Regions from separate parts of the Homo sapiens genome. Here region 2 is linked to region 1. Evidence: chromatin contacts called from ENCODE Hi-C or POLR2A ChIA-PET data. All regions are on one chromosome and are shown on one strand. The core of a region is the stretch at or near the end of the contact, and the rest is flanking DNA. Distances in the headings are between cores, read along the strand shown.

The links. Hi-C counts contacts between places; a loop is a spot of excess contacts on that map. ChIA-PET counts read pairs that join two places held with the same protein, here RNA polymerase II (POLR2A). Pooled maps may share reads with other maps.
Region 2: a pooled map shows a loop between it and region 1 (7-fold over the local background). The contact joins two enhancer-like sites. A Hi-C loop is called at or near these places in 3 of 50 pooled maps. POLR2A ChIA-PET finds 5 or more read pairs at or near these places in 2 of 52 experiments (K562 and RWPE1).

The regions. Positions count from the first base shown.
Region 1 is chr5:159,176,228-159,182,997 of GRCh38, forward strand. It overlaps RNF145 (ring finger protein 145), which reads right to left. Exons shown (of 11, transcript NM_001199383.2): 4 at 5,733-5,824; 5 at 405-640. Among named protein-coding and RNA genes, the nearest start is that of RNF145, 30 kb to the right of the region's middle. Within about 2 kb of position 2,929, at least 12 of the 41 ENCODE cell types and tissues checked have a DNase peak (open chromatin) inside an H3K27ac peak, as active enhancers do.
Region 2 is chr5:157,539,219-157,545,283 of GRCh38, forward strand. All of the region lies in intron 3 of ADAM19 (ADAM metallopeptidase domain 19), which reads right to left. Among named protein-coding and RNA genes, the nearest start is that of ADAM19, 34 kb to the right of the region's middle. RefSeq lists enhancers at 1,559-1,678, 1,819-1,918, 2,329-2,388, 2,549-2,658. Within about 2 kb of position 2,638, at least 25 of the 41 ENCODE cell types and tissues checked have a DNase peak (open chromatin) inside an H3K27ac peak, as active enhancers do.

The sequences.
Region 1 (6,770 bases), core at 1,679-4,178:
TTGTCTTCATTACAATAGCTAACACATATGGAACATTGTCTGCCTGGTACTAAACTCATTTAAATCTCACAGAACTCTATGAGGAAAGCACAGCTTTCATTATTAGCTCCGTTTTACAGAAAGTAACGCAATTATCACAAGGTTACACAGCTAGTGAACAGCAGCATCAGGGTTCGATCTCAGATAAATCTGCTTTAAGAGAACCACTTCACTTTACTGCCTTCTCAATAGAACATAATCAAGAATCTTTCAGATGCTCCTAATTGGGCTGAAAATAGCAGCTGTTTTGAAACTGCAAAAATGAATGGTACCATAACTGTGAAATAAAAATGAACTATAACTTTAATGTACTTAACATTTATGTAGAATTTTATCTACCTGTTTGTGGTTGTCAGCAGTCTTACCTGAACCAATTCTCTGTATGCAGATTTAGCAAGGTTATAAGGTACCAAAAGATTAGACCCAAGAAAATAGAGAACTTCCAATCCAGTAAAAATCATAGCAAATTTATTGATGATAACAATTGTCTCCAAAGGAACAAGGCAGAGTCGTGCTAGCAGAGGAAGCATGTGAGCTGAAAACAGCCAAATCTGCTTTGTTTTCATGACACAGGAGCATAAAGTACACACCACCAACTGACCTAAAATAGGGAATAGAATACATTTAATTTTGAGTATTTGGCATCCACAAAATAAAAACAAACAAAAAACACTGTTGATAAGGATAATAACACAACTTTTGAAGAAGTCTAACTAAAATCTCGTAGATAATATTTTAAATCAAACTTAAACTTCATCTGACTATAATTACATATTCACATGTTCTGTGAATTTTGAATACTAATTCTGTAGGGCTGATCTGGAAAGAGCAGCATAAATCTCCACTGGTCGTCTGTGATGCCATGTGTAATATGAAGAAAACTTTAAACAATGTCTAATTCAGTATTGTGACAATTCAGTTGCTAATGTTTATACATAACTTCTTTTCCAAAGGTACGCAATATTTAACTGTTCTGGTCTATAGGTGAAAGCATAAAATCCAAGAGATATAATTACTTGTTCAAGATCATACTGCAACAATATTTGTTCTGATAATTTTTTAATCTTTATTTTTGGAGGGCCAAGTAAACTGCCCCAAATAACTAAATCATAAGTTAAAACTAAAAACTAAATAAATTCTTCTCACTGGGGATTACGCATGATCATTACATTAAACACAGAAATACAAAGAACAAAATGGGAAACTCTCAGTCTCTTATAATCCCACAACCCAAAGGTAGTCCTAAGAACACCCTGGGGTACACTGAATGTATGTGACATGATATTTGCATTTAGCCCTTTCCAAATATTCCATAATTATAAAATGCTTTGTATGAATAAGCTTTTACATTATGACATCCTTGTATAAACTACTTGGAACACATTTCCTAATATTCTCTTAGGCTAGGAATTACTGAATCAGAAAAAAACATTTTTAAAGACTTTGACACACTGTCAAGACTGCCCTCCAGCAACAATTTACCAGTGTATAATGTGGCTATTTTTCTATTAACTTGCCATAGTGAGTATAATTTAGAGATGGGAAGAACAGGGAATATTTCCCAAATTTTTTAAATTGGCATTTTGTTGGTTACTAACAGCACTGAACATTATCAATAAGTATATGAAAACATTTGCAATTATTTGGTGAAATGTTCACATTCTTTGCCCATTTTTCTGCTAGAATACGTATCCTACTGCCTGATCGAAATAGTAATCCTTAGTCACATGATTGCATTTTTCTAATATGTCCCTTGTCTTAATATTTTAAATAACTTTATTCTCTTATAAAAGTATGTATTGAAAATAGTCAAACCATTTTTTTTCTTAATAGTACCCACCTTTAGTGCCATGGCTTATTACATGGCTACCCCACTCAAGATTATACAAATAGCTGTATTTTCTTTTAGTAATTTTTAGCTAATTTTTAATTTTAACTTAAAAATTAATACATTTGATTTATTGTGGAATAAGAAAATAAAGATCGAAGTTTGTTTTTTGTACATGTTTAGCTGGTTATCTCAAAACTGGCTACTGGAATCATCCATTCCTTTCTCATTAATTTGAAATGCCACTGTAGTAAACTCCAAAATCTTTTACATATTTAGGTCTATATAAGAACTTGTTACTTTTTGTTTTCAGTGATCTATTCTAATGATGGTACCACCCTGCTCCATCATACTGATTGGACAAGTCCTCTCTCATTGCTCCTTTCAGAATTTCTTGGAGATTACTGAATGTTATTTTCCAGATTAATTTAGAATAATTAATCATATTCTCTCACTTCTTGTCAATGAAAACCAAAATGAAAATTTGGGACTTGTTTGTATTCTATCCATATACATGTTGAATATTCCTAATCCAAAAATCTAAAATCCAAAATGCCCTAAAATCTAACATTATGCTCCAAGAAAATGCTTATTGGAGTATTTTGGATTTCAGATTTTGGGATTAAGGATTTCCAAACAGTAATATAATGCAGATATTCCAAAATGTAAAAAAATCAGAAATCCAAAACACTTCTGGTGCCAAGCATTTTGAATAAGGAAAATTCAATTTGTGTTAGAAAAATACAAAAATGTCAACCATTTTTACATAAGACCAAACACTTACAACAATCTACTATGTCATAAACACATACGGTATTTTATCTCACAAAGCATTAATTTTGGCCTTTAAAAAACTGATACTAAAGTAATGTGAAAAATAATCATAAAGGCATAAAGAAAAGAAAAACTCCTAATTATATAGAAAACAAGAGGCCACCAAATGATCTGGCTTTCACTGTGTTTATAGCTATGAAATTTAAATGTCCTTGTTGAGCACAATGTAAACTTCCTCTAAGCTCTGAAAATTCCCTTAAGTCTATGCCAGCACATGTGGTGCTCAGTGCTGGGGTTACAGGCTCCCTTTATCTTCTTTCATAGAAGAATATGACTCATATGGCGTATTTAAGAGAAGACTACTCCTGCTGACGTAAAAGAAGGAAGGAGTCATATTGTTAGTGGAATTTCCCCTGAAGTTCCAAAAGAATAAGTTGTTTGTCTTCTGATTTGCCTATTTCAACTTTTAACTCTGCATAAACCAAAATCCCAATGTACTCTTTAGATTTCAGGATTCCACTATTAGAAATATCTCCAAGAGGTTGGCAACCCTAAGAAATCATGGCATATTAAAATTACCTAGTTTTTCAAAAAAGTTTGTTACTGAAATGAAGAAAAACACCAGAAAATTATTTTAAAATCTAAGTTGGAAGAAAACATGCTCCTTAATAGTTTATGGACTTTGGAAAGTTGAATCTTAGTTAAGTAAACAGAAGACCATGGCCACTGATAAGAAGAGTTTTAAGAAATATGCTTCATATTTATAATACAAGTATATGCATCATAAACTAAAACTTTACAAGCTTTCTAACTTGGCAAATATCTTCATTATTGAATGTTACCGTTAATAAATATGCCAACTCATAACGATAGTCATAAAGCAACATTATTTTTGTCCTCTGCTGTCTTTTAAAATCCACTCTGTAGAGATTAGTGGTTTTCCTGCCCCTAGATAAAATCCAAGGCAAGTCCCATAACTTTTCTACTCTAGCTTAGGTTACTGTCTCAATTTAATAATAACTGAAACTTTCAAACAGATTTAAAGTTGAGACTTATCCCTTACTCTAGAGTTCAGGCATTCTAGGGAAAGCATTAATTTTTACCTTTATGCTTTAAGATAGAAAACCTGCAAGTGGGAGAGAAGGTGGGGAGGTTGTGGCTGGCTTCTTTCTCTTTTTTGACCTAGCACTTCTCCCTCTCTCTCTGACTTACCAAGGATTGAAGTGGGTAGGGAAGAAGGAGAGGGAGGGAAGTAGGCAGGTTCCTACTTAACTGGACTCTTACAATGATGTGGTTGTTACTGGTGCTTCCTAGACTTGAGGTATCTAAAACTGATTTATTTTCCCCTGGACCCTTTTATGGGTTCTTCTGAAACCGTTCCTATCACTGTGGCTCTCTCACCTGCAGCAGTACCCTTGGTGCTTGGTATACACCCTCAACTGGCCATTTTTGGCTCTTTTCTCAGCTCCTGGGAATCTGGAAGGTCAATCCCTGTTGAGGTCTTCTCATCCATCTAAAAGGCCTTCTTGAACAGGACCCAAGAAAATCCTACACAGACTTTCGGGGCCACTGTCTAGTTCACAAGAAACTTACATCCTTTGCTCTACAATTTCCTGTATCAGAAGATACAGGAAAACCCTATAAGGCATTTTCATTCCACAGTCAAAACACTCAACAAGCAACTAGTCTATTGCTAGTCCTTTATATCAGATTAGAATTATAATGTAAGCCAAATATAATTTTAAATTTTCTATTAGTGTCATTTCAAAAAGTAAAAAGAAACAAGTGAAATCAACAATATATTTTATATAACCTAACATATCCTAAACATCATCATATAGACATTCAATCTATATTAAAAGTTAACAAGATGTATTAAAAGTTAACCTGGTTTGTACCAAGTCTTCAAAATTGAGTATGTGCTTTACACATACAGCACACCTTAATCTCAATTCACCACACTGCAAGTGCTAACCAGCCACATGTGGCTAGTTTTGGACAATGTAGTTTTAGATTTTGCAGGCTGAAAAGGCACAAGAATGATATAGTGGAATTCTGGCCTCCTGGAAAGGTGAGAGGTGGGTGAAGGATAAAAGACTGCACATTGGGTACAGCATACACTCCTCAGGCGACGGATGCACCAAAATATCAGAAATCACTGCTAAAGAGCTTGTCCATGTAACCAAACACCATGTGTTCCCCCAGAAACTTATCTAAAAAATGTTTTCCCAGCCTGGGCGACAGAGCAAGACTCTGTCTCAAAAAAAAAAAAAAAGTTTTTTAATGTAAGAAAATAAAAATAAAAGTGTAACTCAAAAAAAAAAGATGTTCCAGGGTGAGTCAGACACCAGTCCACAGCATTCCCCCCTTCACCACACAAGACACATAACTCCCCAAATGGTCCCCCAGTGAATCCTCTAGTGTAAAGGGCTGGGGAAGTATTTCAGAAAAAAAGAGTTCTCTCTGAAGAAATCCTCCTCTAATCTCTAATATTAGGCCTGTTAACACCTTCTACATGGGTGAGTTTCAAAGTCACAAAACAGGTTTTCTCTTACTTCCTTTTTTGCATTTTGGCATGGTACACTCTGGTAGCAGGGGTCTGGTACTTCACTTTAAATTGTATCTATATTGTTTTTAGGCCTTAGCCAACACTTCTATTTTTAACATTCTGCTACCTGAATATTTCAATCACATCTCAAGTTCTTGATGTTTCCGGACATTCATTTTTGACAATAAGGTCATGGCTTTCAACAGCAATAAGTAAATTTAAGATACTACGTGTTTCATTTTAATCTTTCAAAGTAATAATTAGCTCTATTTAAAAATTAATCTTCTCAAATACTTAAAAAACCCTTAAAAAAACACAAGCAACTGTGCACTATGTACAATATGACTATAAATACATAATCTATACATGGGGAAAAGAAGACTTAAAAAAAAAAAACCACCAAACAATGGGTATATGTGGGAAAAGTCCCCATGAATCACTTTTGAGAATTCCGTTTTAAAAAAAAATGAGTATGCATGAATTTTATAAGTTAGTAAGACTGGTCGGTTCCTACCTACACTTTAATTCTTTTATAATACTTACCTATTAAGGCTGTGGTAAACCGATTCATAGAGAGAGGTTCTAAATACATTGGTCCCTCATAGGCAAACTCCAGTTCACTCCGAACATAGTCCCTAAATAAGAAAATTGATTAGAATGTATATATTAGATACATTCCTAGCGGAATCACAATATGCTTATAAAAGCATATTATGTTAATGATACCCCTTTCCATATCTAAGGAAAAATTTAGATATGAAGAATTATATATAAATGGCCTTCATCTCTGTTTTCTGTGCACTAGAAACAGACACAACTTATTGAAATGGAATTTTACCATACAGAGAAAGCTGCCAAAGCTCCACATTATGAAATTTTCTTTCTTTTCATGGCCTTATTAAATATTTTATGCCCAGTAAAAACCCAATTGAGAGCTGATCTCTCTCAACTCTACTACACTAACCAATCACATCTAGTGATATTACACTAAACATCTCTTTTGGCTATCTTCCACCACCATCACCCCACCCTCATCTTATTTCCCTCAAAGTTTTGGCCCCGATTATATTTTATTAGTCCCAAGTAGAACCACAAACTAGTTAGAAAACTGGGGGATAGGAGTACAACCCTTAAAAATTATCATTTTCAACTCTATATGAAATCTAAGATAATTATAATATTTAAGTAGGCTACATATTTACTTTGAAGCAAATTTTACATCAAACAAAATATTCCTTTTAAAATTTAACTCATTTAACGTGTGACTACTGAGAAATAGTAAGCTTTAAGTAATAACCAGAGCCTTTACACACTCAGAAAACAGGCAGGAAGCACAACCAGGGAGAATTTAGTTTATTATCAGTAAGTTACATGGGAGTACTGGAAGACAGTTTGTCTAAAGTATTTTTGGCATCAAAGAAGGGAAGTTTGTGTAAAAAAATTCTTCCCTTTTTTTCAACTTTTAATGCTTTATTCATTGTATTTAAAAGAGAACATTTCAAGTATTTCCAAACAAACTCATATGGCTGTATTTACTTTTTCCATGAAATGACTTCCCATTAGGCAATCAAGTGGAATTCC
Region 2 (6,065 bases), core at 1,388-3,887, 1.6 Mb before region 1:
TGCAGAAGATGTTTACAATATAAGTTGCATATTTCTGAAGTTGGTTGACTTTTAAATTAACTGTCAGAGAGGTGTTTTGAAAACTGAAATTTTAATTTAAAACTGCTCTTAAAAAGAAGAAAATGTAGGCTGAGGCCAGCACAGAAAGCCAAAGGAATCTGCAGGGATAACCCAGGTTTTGAAAGAGGTGACATTTCCCAGCAAGAGAGGGTCATCGCAGAGGGTCTCTAGAATTCCTCTAGAGTCACTTCCAGCTCTAAGTTCTGGGATCGCTCAGATTTCCCTCCATCCCCAGTGTGTGGTCAGAAGGCAAATGCCACAAGAATTGTCTCCTGTACTATGTCAAGGCCTTCAACTTCTCGCCTTGGACAAGAAGAAAAGAAGCCCAACAGGAAAATGTAAAAATAAAGCAAAGCACAAACCCCAGCTTTGTGAAGAGAAATTCTCATTCACATGGAAACTTTGGGTCAGTGGCTAACCTGCCAGAATCTGTCTCCCAGTCCTTTCTCTTTCTCCTTAGCATCTAACTAGTCCAAGATTTGAGGGAGGAGTCACCCATTTGCCTGAGGGAGAAAAGCTGTAAGCCTCATGAGGGCAGAGGCCAAGCAGTTTTGCTCACTGGTTTATGTCAGTGCTTAACATTTGTTCAATGAGAAAACCACTTAACTAGTTACCGAATGAATGGATGGATGAGTAGTTCAGTGTACTAGCAGCTTAGAGCATGGTCTGGAGACTGGAAAACTGAAGTTTTGATTCCAGCTCTGACATTCACTGCCTCTACGGCCGTGAACAAGTACATGTATGTCTCTGAACCTTTGTTTCCTCTTACACAAAAAAGAGGATGATATACTCATTTGATAGGGCTGTGATGAGGATCAAACAACATAATAAATGTAGCAGACTTAATGCCATGCCTGGCACAAAGTGGAGCTGGGTAAAAGTTAGTGATAATCATTATTGCTTTCAACAGGGATTATGACAGAAGAACCCAGAAAGTTTCTCTCTCTAACTTTCCCCAGCCATGAACTCTCCAGTACATCACTTAAGAGAGGTGGTAAAACGCAATGTGCTCATTCCTGCAGCCCATTTCCTGGGTTTGCTTTCACAGACTGCGCCATGTACAGCTGGTCAGGAGTTCAGAGTTTAATAGTTCATTCCAGGTGCCAGTGGGGAAGTGTGAATTTTCCCACAGAAAATGCACTCCTGGTAAAAATATTCTCAGCCTCTTCTGAGACTTAGCAAGGGGGGAGAAATCATTCACCCAGTGACATTACCCCATCATCACAGGCCTCTCTGACCCTCAGCACTGAAAGGAACCCTAGAAATCATGTAGTCAAACCCCAATTACACTGTGAGCTCCCCAAAAACAGGGACCTTGTGTCTTTGAAGTCTTCTCCCCGGCCCCCAGCACCTAGCAAGCAGGCAGTACATGTGCATTCTGTGAATGAGTGAATAAACTCGCAAACGAATGAATGAACCTTTTATCTCGTGTAGGAATCTGCCAAATGGCTATTCACCACTGGACACCTCCAGGGAGAGGCTACTCCTGAGACTACCCACTCCATTTCTGACCACATACAGTAGTTTAATGTTTTACTCCGGATTAAAAACTACACCTCTGTCACTGGCACCCACAGGCCTTCATTCTGGCCTCTGAATCTACATAAAACAATCCGCTTTCATTTTCCACCTAATCACCCTTTCTGAAGCAGCAATATCAGCATCATCTAGAAACTAGTTAAAAATGCAAATTGCCAGGCTCCACCCAGACTCATGAATCAGACAGAAACTCTAGGGTTAGGGCCAGCCATCTGTTTGAACAACTCTGCAGCTCCCCCAAGCTAGGTCCACATACGCCCATGTGTCCAGGTGCTGCTCTCAGAACCAAAGGACGCTGCTGTCCCACAGAGAGGAGGGCACATGGTCACTGAGCAGCCCGGCCCAGCCCAGCTGCCCCATTCTCTGACCACATCTTGTTCTCATCTCCTCCCTGACGAGGGGCTGGCTCAGCAGACCGGCAGGAAGCCGTCTCTCACCATTGGATTGCATTAGGATTTTCAGGAAACGACTTGTGAGTGATGTGCATCCAGGAAGAGAAAGGACTGTGCAAGATTTCCCATTCCGCCCACTCCTTTTTTCTAGCTTTAAAAGAAAAGCAATTTCTGTTCTACCCTGCTGCCCCCTGCTCTGTCTGCTCTGTGCTCAGGAGCCCACGGACAGGCAGAAATCAGTAGGACACTCTGCCATGTCTCGGCACCATCATAATAATAGCCAGCACTAGAGTTGAGCAAAATCTGGGTCATTTAGATTCCAAAGTCCCTGAGCAAAACCTGCATCTTCAGACTCCCACCTAGGAAAATAAGCTACCCCCAAATACCGGACATAAAACATTAGGTCACTCTCTAGGGAAGAAGAACTGGAACCTGTACAAGCAGCCAGGCCCTGAAAGTACACTGCAGCCTGAAAACAGCTCAGACCCGTCTTTCCTAAGGCTCAGAAGCTTCAAACTCAGGACAATTCCTTTAAGTTCTATTTATCGTCAGACAAATTTCAAATGCCTCTCTAGGCTAAACCACCCTCTAGAGAGGAAGGAGCAGTGACACTAAAATGAATTTGCAAAACATCTTCTGGGAGCTCAAACCTTCTTCCTCCTGCTTCAGATAAGCAAACCAGTGAAGATAAAGTGATAACAATTTCCCATTTACCTTGAAAAACACCCTCTGCAGACGAGCTCAGCATAGGCGAGCATCACTCTGCTCATCTCAGTAGCAAGTTTTGCTGACACCTCCTTTCTCTGGGCCTTTCTCTATCTAATTCTTCCAAGAGTCTCCAGGCATTTATACCCTGATGATGCCTTGGGAGGTCCACTTTTCTGGTCTCTCTTATTTCACCTGGAGGGTCTTCATCCTGCCTATGTTAGTAATAATGTTCTCACCATGCGACTTAGCCCAACAACTGCACAACACCTGGAAAGACTGTTCAAAAATACACAATCCCCTCCCTTTTCTAGGGAAGGATTAAGAAATCTGTATTTTTAATAGTTTTTTTTTTTTCAGGTGATTTATGTTTTCGGGTTCTGGGAATTATTCTACTCCATTTGAGCAATTTTAACATTTTTAATTCTTTTTTTTATTTCTAGCCTCCTAATCACCTTCCAAAAGTCTAAAGATGGTGCTAACCCAGCATAGAGGGAAAGTCGGAATGCTTTGGTTTAAGCAGCAGCTGCACTAGGCAACTGCCCTTCCAAAGCCTGGAAATGAAGCAAAAGATGACTATGGTTCCTCTCAATGTCACACAAGCGTACAGCCAGGGCTGGGTGCAATGGCTCACGCCTCTAATCCCAGGACTTTGGGAGGCCGAGGCAGGTGGATCACACGAGGCCAGGAGTTCCAGACCAGCCTGGACAACAGGGCGAAAGCCCGTCTCTACAAAAAAAAATAGCCAGGTGTGGTGGCGCGCACCTGTAATCCCAGCTACTCAGGAGGCTGAGGCAGGAGAATCGCTTGAACTCGGGAGGCGGAAGCTGCAGTAAGCTGACATTGCACCACTGCACTCCAGCCTGAGTGACAGAGCCAGATTCTGTCTCAAAACATTAAATTAAAAAACACTAAGGGAGCACAGCCAAGCCTTAGACTCTCAGAGGCCTGTCTACGGTTCTCTGGACTTTATGGGAAGAGTGTGGCTTTGAAAGATGTACTATTTACAATTAATTAGGACAGCCCTTGTTCCACTCTGTAAAATCAGATGTTAACTTGTAAAAACTTAATAAGATACAACAGAAATGCAAATATTTCCATCTAGTAGAAAAGATAACCCCAAAGGTTATGATTTTACAGCCCCTAGGATATTAACTAGTTTTGTGTCTAATTTAGCAATCTTATCTCAGCATTCCTTTTTTCACTATTAAATACACACACACCGCCACACAAATACGTCTTAGTTTCCCTTATCCAATTTTAAACCAGTTTTATCATCTTGCTGGTTAGCCCATTAATTAGATAAATAAAACTTCGAGAAGTGCTCACTATGTATTTGTATAAAAATTGTTTTCACGTGAGCCACATAAACCCCCTCCATTTTCTAGACTGCAAAATGAACAGACTAATAATCACCATCAGTATCACAGCGATGCTGAGGATCAAATGAGAAAATACATTCAAATCCTAGCTCTTATAAGTCGTGTGAATTCAGACTGGTCAGTAACTTCTCCGTGCCTATGGTTTCTCATCATAAAATGAGGAGAATGACAAAATCTACTTCACAGTGCCCCTGTAAGATGTTAGAATAGTGCCTGGCATATAGGAAGATCATATGAACAAATGTGAAAGAATTATTTGTAAAGTAGAAAGTATTTGTGCTTTACAAATATTGCTATCATTTTCTCCAGCACTAGCTATATATACACGTGGCAAAATCTTGATCATTGTTAAATCTAGGTAATGGGCATCTGAGGTTTATAATACTAGTCTCTCTCCTTCTGGGTTTGTAAATTTTGACAATATTTTTTAACTGGCTAGGTGATACGGTGCAAGTCACAAACTACTCAGCCTCAGTTTCCCTTTCTATCAAGCAGAAATGGCAATGCCCAGGACAGACAGGTACTGGAAAGTGTCTCTGAAAAGCAGAGTGCTATTCTAATGTCATGGCCTGCACTAGTCTAGATTTGGGACAAAATAAATTCAGTGAGTATTGTTTTGTTTTCTAAGATGCTGAAAGAAAAGCAGGGAAGAGACAGCCAGAGCTGCTTCAGAACCAAGATTTCTACATCAGTACTCATTCCACCTCTGACTCCAAAGGAATGGAAACAAACCAACGTGCCAAAGGCATGGCCCTAAAGCCAAATAAGGGACTGATGAGTCCAGGGGGCTGCAAGCAGACACATTCCTTTATGAGGGAACAGAAAGGCGAAGGAAGGGGGAACTTTGGAGGTTGCTCCTAGAGTAAAAAATTGGGACCTCCTCCTATCCCAGGGACTCCCTTGAATAAGCACCATCGTTGCCAGAGGACCAGCTTTGGAAGCAACACTCCGAAGGCAAAAATGGCGCCATCCAGAAGCCTGGCAAAAGGCCAATGCTACTCAGTATGTTTTCTTTAACTTCCTATTAAGGAAGTTTCCAAACAATGCGTTAAGTCAACACTCCCTTTCACCAACCACTTCCCACGACATCTTCTCCCAGTCCGCACAAGACCTGGCACCCTTCCGACCAGTTTCTGGTCCTGTGTTTTGCTTTTACATTATATACCAAAGGATGTTTGGATGAGCACCACTGACTCCTTTGGCCAGCAGGGTCTTTACTTAATCCTCTTCAGGCCTCCCTCGTGGCTGCCTCTGTGAAGATGGGTAACCTCTCTGCACAAATAGAGCTGACTTCTTGAGATCAGACAACTTAACTGGCAGGGACCTGCGGGGCCCTCAAAATGGCTCACCCAAGAAGAGTTCACAAATTTGTTTTCCAGTGTCCCGAATAGCCCATTATGTGTATTTGTTGGAATTAGATAAGAACAGTTCGGGGAAATGAGGTGCTACCTTTAGAATTTCTGAGAAAAATCTAAAAGCGAAAATGGTGAGTAGGAACAACTTCTCTAGCAACCAGTTTTTGGTAAATAACCACAGTGTTGATCAGATTAGCCGATACCACAGAAAACCTGAAGGGAAAGACGAATGTAAGAGGGTATGAGGAAACTGCCATATCATAAAGAAAAACGGTGTGGATAAGACACAGGGGAAATGAAGAGAAGGACCCTCTGAGATCACTGGAGCTGTGAGAATATGCTTAGAAAAAAGGGAATAAGCGGACCACTCCCTGAAACTAACAAACAAACATAAAACAGGTAGGTGAGGACCACAAACCAGCCTGCTAAATGTAGGTGCTTAGCCCTTTTTAAGCTCTGATTAAATATCCCAGTAACTTTCATAAACTTGCCCAATGTTTCTTAGCATACTAAGACACAGACCGCACCCAAAGCATAAGTCAAGGATGTCAGAACTTGGAAAGCCCTCATAGATCATAGTGGATACCTATTGTCAGAGCCTGCCCAGCATCCATGCCACCTTCTTGAGATAA